Linked DNA regions of Homo sapiens: region 2 is linked to region 1. The links are chromatin contacts, found by Hi-C in ENCODE. All regions are on one chromosome and are shown on one strand. The core of a region is the stretch at or near the end of the contact, and the rest is flanking DNA. Distances in the headings are between cores, read along the strand shown. Region 1 has its middle 52 kb from the start of LINC00501. Region 2 overlaps LOC105374235 (a long non-coding RNA gene).

What was found. Hi-C counts contacts between places; a loop is a spot of excess contacts on that map. Pooled maps may share reads with other maps.
Region 2: a loop to region 1 is called in a map of endothelial cell of umbilical vein, with 9 times the contacts of the local background. The contact joins two enhancer-like sites. A Hi-C loop is called at or near these places in 2 of 168 maps with a recorded cell type or tissue (PC-9 and endothelial cell of umbilical vein) and 5 of 50 pooled maps.

The regions. Positions count from the first base shown.
Region 1 is chr3:177,343,855-177,348,425 of GRCh38, reverse strand. No RefSeq gene overlaps it. Among named protein-coding and RNA genes, the nearest start is that of LINC00501, 52 kb to the right of the region's middle. RefSeq lists enhancers at 2,338-2,855, 3,376-3,895. Within about 2 kb of position 2,630, at least 34 of the 41 ENCODE cell types and tissues checked have a DNase peak (open chromatin) inside an H3K27ac peak, as active enhancers do; they include endothelial cell of umbilical vein, where a contact is called at or near this core.
Region 2 is chr3:178,168,311-178,172,881 of GRCh38, reverse strand. The region is part of intron 10 of LOC105374235 (a long non-coding RNA gene); the gene reads left to right. Among named protein-coding and RNA genes, the nearest start is that of LINC01014, 250 kb to the left of the region's middle. Within about 2 kb of position 2,106, at least 4 of the 41 ENCODE cell types and tissues checked have a DNase peak (open chromatin) inside an H3K27ac peak, as active enhancers do; they include endothelial cell of umbilical vein, where a contact is called at or near this core.

The DNA.
Region 1 (4,571 bases), core at 1,381-3,880:
ATAGTATTACTATAGTCCTCCTGTTGTACCTTAAATGTCTAGACTCACTCATCCTATGTAACTGCAACTTTGTACCCTTTGACTCTACATCTCCCCATTTCCTGCCTCCTCCCTTGCCCTCTTTCCCCCAGCCCACCCTGGCAACCACTATTTTCTCCTTTATGTCATTGACTTTTTTTTTTAAGATTCCACATACAAGTGAGATGTGTATTTTTCCTTCTCTTTCTGGCTTATTTCACTTAGTATAATGTCCTCTAGGCTCATCCATGTTGCCTTTTGATTGGTCAGTTTTCTCACTGAAGACAAGTTCATCAGTTGAGAGTATGGATGGGGGAGTAAGTGTGGTGGCTGTCTAATTTGATTTTGAGTGGACAATTGTGTATAGTATACAATCCAAATGATGAGGAAGGACAAAGAGACAAATCTCTCTTCTGCCCCTGTCCACCAGCTACCTACATCCCCTTCCTGAGAACAACCAAGACTCCACCATCAAGAAGGTCTCTTCAAGCAAAGTGCCTAGGATGCACAATTTAAGGAGGCAGGTCTCAGGTGCTAACCCTCTGCTGGCATGACCCTGAGAGTGAAGGCCTCCTTAAATTCTGCTCCACCCCCCACCTCCCTCAACTCTGTAGTACTGGCACTGTTAAAGAGGTAACCCTGGAACCGTGCCTGGATCACACAGAGGCTCAAAAAGTGTTTTTTGGTCCTGTTTGCCTCATAGGTATCTTTTGAGATGTACATAAGAAAAAAAATAGATGCATGTGCTGGTGCAGTGCTATATAAACATGAGCTGATGCTAAATCACTATTGTAGTTATTCATTGCATTGCTGTTATTAGCAAAGATAATGTGTGTGTATACAATAGATATTATGGTTGTTCGAAGAATTTAACTGAAATAATGTATATCGCCATGTTGAAAGTAGCCCTTTAGGATTGATTTTTTTCCTAAATACGAAGTATAAACTTTGTTAAAGTTAAACAAACAAACAAAAGACAATGACCTCTGAGTGGAAGACTGACATGAAGAAAGCACTGAGTTAACTGAGAAGAATCCAAAGAATCATTGACGTACCTAGGCTTTCATCCTAGTCTGTCAGCTGAATTTTTACCCAGAATAGCAACTAAGAAAGTACTTAAACCTACTCTTGTCTTAATCTTCACAGAATTTTACTTTTTCACACATGGCTGTCATATCTTTATTCTGCTTCTTTGTAATATTAAAAATATTTTGCAGGAGCACTTTACCCAACACCTGTTACTGCCTTAGGTCAACAACTGGACTTACCTTAGGTCAGTTCCTCCTAGGATACCTGGAGCCTGGCCATTTCTGGGCATGTCCCCTTGTGAGCTGTGTGCAAGGAGCCCCAGAGTCCTAGAATCCTATGGGTGTAGACTGGTTTCCTTAGACCCAGCCCCACAAAAGAGAACATGAAACTAGAGAAATAAGCAGGTAGATCCCAGACCATGCCTACTCTGCTCAATAAATAGCAAAATAAAATAATAATAATAATAATAATAATAATAATGATTTATTTGAACATTGTAGATTTACTACCTCTTCTTTGCCAGTGTTTCATGAAATTTCCAGAGTAGAATACATGGCTTAAATAATATATTTCCTCCTCATTTATCAGACTTCTTGCACTCAGCATTGTTAATTATATTGTGGAGGGTGAGAAGCATGAAGCGTGGCGATATATTATGATCCAAATACCACACTAAATAAACATCTGGAAATGGATCATTTATAACACAACTGTTATAGGTTAGTGAGTGTATTTTAGGGTAAGCCGGGGAATACATATATAGCTTACAAAAAAATACGCTTAAAATCATAAACAAATGACCTACTTGTAGTTTTGTCCTCGTTTTCAGTAATAAGCCCTTTTCATGTGAATCCACAGTTGTCACTTACAAAGAAATGCTCTAAAGCTGAACTCTTTTATAATAGCATTATAATTTTAGACTGACTCCTGAGCTCCAAACCACTTAGAAACTTTTTACCAGCTCTGAAATAGATAGCAGGGTAATACTCATTTAATTCCTTTGCACAGTAATCTGATGGCTGAATATGCTTCAGAGATTCTTTTAGGGCTAGCAGGGGAATGAAATCAATCATAGTGCATAAATTACAAGAAAAGTGCTGTTGGTGTCAATTACCTAAGCTCTATGAATGTAAGTCTTCTAATTTCCTGTTAAATCAGTAATGTTACCAATCTTACTCTATTATTTTAAATAGGACTGTAACTGCAGTTGCTAGGAGTTGAATGAGGGCAGACAAATGTGAATAGTTAATGAGTCTCAGCAACTAATAGCAAGTTGAAGGTGTCAATAACAGGGATATTATAACATGACTCTCAAAGCTCCACCCTGGTGTCTACAAAAGAAGGTTTAATTCTTTCTTTTTTTTTTTTTTTTAATTTGTGCCCCTATACCCTCCCTAAATCAATGTAGTACACAGCAAATGCCAGGTGAATGTAGGTGTTCCTATTGCCATAGTGAGTTCCTACCTTCCCCCAAAGATAATGGCCCTGAGTTGGTACAGGAAGTCTTGGCTGCACTTTCCCTAGTAATCTACCCACCCCCACTGCTAGCGGCTGCATTTCACTGACTCATAGTTTCCAAGTATGATCAGCATGCTAACAGGAAAGATACAGTCACTGGGCAAAGCAGCAGCCCTGGAGCGCTGGCCAAGGCCTATCCAATAACTGCCACCATTGATGGCAAAAAGGAAATAAGGAACACAACAACAATGACACAAAAACCTAGAGTACAGGAACGTTTTAAGAATCAAACCCCTGCTGTTTGTCGTTTCTTCAGCACACCCAGTGCTTCCCAGTACACAACAAACTGGATGGGGGAGTGGGGTTTTATTTACCATTTGGCTATCAGTTCACGTCCTATTCTCTAAAAATAATAAAATTGGTCGATGGCGTTTCACACTGAATAATATTACAGGAATCAAACTGGCTGGGAGCCAAAGTTACGCTGAGGTTTGGCTAGGCCTGGATTTGTGTCCGAGGGTATCAAATACTGTATGATCAGGTTAGGTTTTGCAGTGCGTTGCAGACTTCCTCCTGTTAGGAAACATTCTCACAAACGGCACACAGACTACCCTATTCAGCCAGTACTTAAACAGGAAACCATTCCACCCTTCTGCTTTCCTTGGTAAAGCCTTATCTTTGAGTCAAAGAAATGTAACTTTCTAAATCGCCTCCATTCTTTTTTAGTTTGCATTCTTTTGTTTGTCAGCATTTTGCAAATTTGCAGGTATCTACAGTTCCCTAACCCCATTCTCAAGTGCCCTATTATCCCCAATTTCACTCTCAGAATACTTCATGAAAAAGAAGAATCCTATGACAAAGGATAACTATTATTAAGTCAATTGTCAACCCATCAGATGAACCAAATAGCTAAATTCTAAATAGATTTAAATAACCGGTGAAGAGCTCAAGCAAAGTCAGGTCTTAAAGTTATATTTAGTCACTTGGTCAGTTCTCTAACTGCCTAATAGGCATTCTCAGAAGAGAAGTTTGCTTTAGCACTATGAGATTTAAATGTAAAACAGAATAAATAAATAGATACATGGAATAGAACAGAATAGAATGGGAAGAAAGCAGCCCACGTCAACTCTAATACAACTTGTCACTATGGGAACATTTGTTAGAACTGAAGAAGATTAAGGCCAAGGAAACTGGCAGATCTCCCAGTACAGATTTCCTAGGCTAAGAAAAGGCCACAGCGGCCGGGCGCGGTGGCTCATGCCTGTAATCCCAGCACTTTGGGAGGCCAAGGCAGGCGGATCACGAGGTCAGGAGATCGAGACCATCCTGGCTAACACGGTGAAACCCCATCTCTACTAAAAATACAAAAAATTAGCTGGGCGTGCTTGTGGCCGTCTGTAGTCCCAGCTACTTGGGAGGCTGAGGCAGGAGAATGGCGTGAACCCGGGAGGCGGAGTTTGCAGTGAGCCGAGATAGCACCACTGCAATCCAGCCAGGGCGACAGAGCAAGACTCTGTCTCAAAAAAAAAAAAAAAAAAAAGAAAGAAAAGAAAAGAAAGAAAGAAAAGAAAAGAGAAAAGAAAAGGCCACAGCGATCCTATATGTGGCCCCAGTCTGTCTTGAATCATGAGTAAGGACACTGTCGTAAATTAAGCTGAAATATTTAGAATTATGACACTCATTTGACTGTATGAGGATTAGAGGGAAACTTAGAGGAACAAACTCAATTTGCACATATGGAATCTGAATCACAGTGAGATCCAGGGGCTGTAGAAGTCGCAGAACTTATTAATAATGGACTAGAGTCAGGATCCCCTAGTCCGCAACCTCTGGAATGTTCCACTGCCAGTCTAGCCATATCTGGTTTACCTTACAGATTATAAGGTACTTAAATGCTGATTAGTTATCTATTTTCAACCTCTGTGACTGTAAATGAGATTAGAAAGTTTGTATGATGGGAAATTCAATGGCGCATCATGTGATACTGAGAGAAGAAATGTGCTTATGATAAAATCCTTTCCGACACAAATAACTCTGCAAAGGTATTGAAGAGCGCTGGGTCTGTA
Region 2 (4,571 bases), core at 857-3,356, 820 kb before region 1:
CCCAGTGCTGGGACTACAGGCGTGAGCCACCACACCCGGCCTAGAATTCTTAAAAGCACTGATGAATAATAGCATCTTACCACTATGCACTTTTTCAGTGAATGAATATTATAATGATTATGAGTGCCCATAAGGCATATTTGAACATAGAAAGATCATTGTTCTGGTTATTTACTGCTGAAAAACAAACTACTCCAAAATTTATCAGCTTAAAACAATTCTCTTATATTGCTCATGATTTTGTTGGATTGAGTATTCAGGAAGACCTCAGCTGGGTGGTATATCTGATCCATGGACCATCCACTGGAACAGCTAGGGCTGGAAGCTCAGCATCCAATTCATGGAAGGGGCTACACAAGGATGTGAATTCCAGGAGGCATGGTTTGTTGAAGCGGGAACATTTGTGGAAACTAGCTCTCACAGTCATTATTTGCGTGGAAGTTGAGGATGACTAGTGAGTTAATTCCTTATACCCCTTTCAGCTCTTGGATTCCATATATCTAATTGGTACTTGCTTAATGAGGAGGAGAATGCTTTTGTTAATACCACTGCCTCTACCACCAGGCATTTTCAATGCTATTTCTGTTGGCACATTTTTATTTCATTCCCAGGAGAGGAAAGCAGCATGCTCTGCCCACTGCAGACACATTTGCCATTTACAAGCCTGTAAGTGTTATTTCACCACTTATTTCTCTCTGTGTATTAGAGTGTGAGTTCTTTCCCTATTTAAAATCAAATACTGTCCTGGATTGCTCCTCCAATATGTCAAATTTTAAAGATGAAAGTCAACTAAGATTTTTGCTATTTGAGTATGTGGCAATAGACATCAGAAACAGATTATGTAGGGAGATGAATGTAATTTTTTTCTTTTTTTTTTTTTTTTTACAAAAAGCTTGAAGGGCTATACTGAAGTGCTCATTATCTAAACATATTGTTAGAGATCAAGTGGTTTCTGTCACAGGGCTTAAACTTCTTTAAATTGCAACCTAATCTGCATAGAAAAAGAAGGTGACTTTTTGTATGACATTGGACTTCAGACCTTGGTCTTTCTGTTTAAGTATACACAAAATTTAAGATTAATCACTTTTTTGCATGGCTTTTCAAATGTGAGAACTCAACTCCCAACTTTCAGACTAAGGAATTTTCAAATTTTGCTCCAGGTATAATAAGTTCTTCTAGCATCCTCCAGGTTCTCAGTTGACTGTTCCAGGTTCTTGATTGTAATATGACAGTGTTTCTCCTTTCGCTTAATGCTTGAGTTGTGTGCTTATGCAGTTTCATATATTTCAGGCATCATCTATTTGTGTTCTTGACCATTGATAATTATCTTATTAATTCTGGTTAGATGTCTTATTTTGGCTAGGGCTGGTGGACAGCCTGTCATATGGCCTCACGGAATATATTCACCACAGCTTCATAACCGTGAATATTCATCATAGCACACATATTTGTGACATTTGAAACTTTTAAGTAAGACACAGATGTTTGAGCAGATTTCTTGATTTATACTCAGCTCACAATTATTGAGTTTAAACATAGTAAATGGTTAACCTCATAGAGTGTCCCCTCCCTGCCCCTGGGAATTCTGAGTAATTCTAGCCAATGCATTTTTTTGAAATTTAATTCAATTCCCATGATAAGTTTAATATCTTGCCTGTGCTGCCACTGAAGATAAAAACTCTTGTCATGCATATATGCATCATATATACCATTTTGGCCTATTTATATTATTTTAGATTTAATTTTTACTACCTTACTGTGATTATGAAGGACAATTAAAGCACCAAATGCGCCCTGTTGGCCCACTTACTTGGTATAATGAAACAAGTATTTATATTTCCCTCCGAAGTGTTTGGATCTACTTTAGAACCACCAGAAATCTTGCTAATTCATGTAGTAGAAAGAGAGGTTGAATGAGTCATGTCAAGTGATCCATGAGATTAATATAGACAAATATGTCATATCCTCATGCATGCAGCTGTGAATGACATATCTACTTTGCCATCTGTAAACTTAATGGACAAAATGTCCCAGTGACTTCTTTAGAGTTCAGAGTAATTCAGTTATCAGCAGGCACATTTCCTGTTGCCTAATACCCAAATCTAATTCCATGGGGAAGCTTTAGTCTGGCTCTTGGAGTAGGTAGAAAAATCTGCTAACCACATTATGCTCTTTCATAACCACATTGAATTGTACTGTTAGCTAACACTGAGTAAATGCAAATGTCGTATACTTTGAGACAATATATGCTTTATATGAATCGATGTTCATTCTTGCTACATTTATATTTTAACTCAGTAGTGAAATTTAACAATGCACAGTAATATAAAAACTATCATTTATTTCTGTGCTTAATAAGATCTGAAATAAACCTTTCTGTAAAGTAACTATATAGCATCTTTAATTTACATTTTATTTATGTTATGTAACATTTGCTATTTTTATAATGAATGTCATATTATTTGCTCCACATTGAAAAATATGTAGCATTTCTTCCAGGAATATCTATTACCTTTCTTACTATCTGTCAAATCAAAATCTTAATTTTTCTGTTGCTTCTTATGTAATTATTTCAATTTACAGAATAAAATTTCTAATTTTTAATACACTTAATTTATATAAGAATTTCAGCTTTACAGAAAAATTGAGAAGATAATACAACAAATAATTTACCTAAACACACACACACAGATACACACTGTACATACACTTTTCTCCTATTATTAATATCTTACATTAGTGTGGGTCATTTGTTATAATTAGTGAACCAATACTGGTATATTATTGTGAATTAAAGTTCATATTTCACATTAAGTCTCCTCTTTGTGTTGTACAATTCTCTGGGTTTTGACTAATGTATAATCTAATTTATCAATAATTGCAGTTATCACCCTGGACTTGTAAGAGCTATTGATCTTGTTATTATCTCTGCAGTTTTAATTTTTCCAGATATTTATATGGTAGTAATCATACAGTGTATAGACTTTCAACAGTTCCTTCTCTTATTTAGCAATAAATATTTAAGGTTTTTCTATTTTTTTTGAGCTTTATACCTCAAAGCTTTTTATTGTTGGATAATATTACATCATATGATGTACCATAATTTGTTTATATTCATTCACATATTAAAATCAACTTGGTTTCTACGAAGTTTTGGCAATTATGAGTAAAGCTGTCATAAACATTCATGTACATATGTTTTCTATTAATTTTGGTATATACCAAGAATATGACTGCAGCCTCATATGATAAGCACATTTAGCTTTGTAAGAAGCTGCCAAACCATCTTCCAAAGTGCCTATGGGATTTTGCGATCCTATCAACAATGAAGAAAAGTTCATGTAGTTCCACATCCTTACTAGTATTACTAGTTAATGTAGCTCCATATTTTTACTAGTACTTGGTGTGCTCAGTGTTTTGGATTTTAGCCATTCTAATAGGTGAGCAGTAGTAACTTGTTTTAATTTACAATTCCCTAATGACATATAGTGTGGAACATCTTTTCATATGTTTATTTGACATGAGCATATATTTGGTGAGGTGTCTATTCAGATGTGTTACCCATTTTTTAATCACCTCATTTCTTTTCTTGCTGTGTTCTTTTTCAATTGTTAATTCTTATGGATACATAGTGGGTGAATGCATTTATGGGGTACATGAGATATTTTGACACAGGCATACAATGTGTAATAATCACCTCAGTGTAAATGAGGTATCCATCACCTCAAGCATTTATCATTCCTTTATGTTACAAACAATCCAGTTGTACTCTTTTCGTTATTTTTAAATGTAAAATAAATTGTTGTGGACTGTAGTCACCCTGTTGTGCTACCACATACTAGATCTTATTTATTTGATCTCATATACTTTTGTATTCATTAACCATCCCCATTTCCCATCCAACCACCCACTACCCTTCTAGCCTCTGGTAACCATCATTGTATTCCTTCCATGAATTCAATTGTTTCAATTTTTAGCTCCCACAAGTAATTGAGAACATGCAAAGTTTGTCTTTCTGTGCCTGGCTTATTTCACTTAACATAATATCCTCCAGTTGCTTCCATGTTGCTGCAAATGACAGGATCTCATTTTTTATGTAACGGAATAGTACTCCATTGTGTATATGTACCACATTTTCTTTATCTATTCATCTGTTGATAAACACTTAAGTTGCTTCCAAATCTTGTTTTTTGTGAGTAGCACTACAATAACCTGAGAGTATGGATTTCAGATTATCTCTTTGATATACTGACTTCGTTCTTTTGAGAATCCTAGCAGTAGGATTGCTGGGACATACAGTACTTCTATTTTTAATTTTTTGTGGAACCTCCATACTGTTATCCATAGTGGTTGTACTAATTTACATTCCCACCAACAGTGTATGAGGATTTTATTTTCTCCACATCCTCACCAGCATTTGTTATTGCCTGTCTTTTGGATAAAAGCCATATTAACTGGGGTGAGATGATATCTCATTGTGGTTTTGATTTGCATTTCTCTAATGATTAATAATGTTGAGCAACTTTTCATATACCTGTTTGCCATTTATATGTCTTCCTTTGAGAAATGTC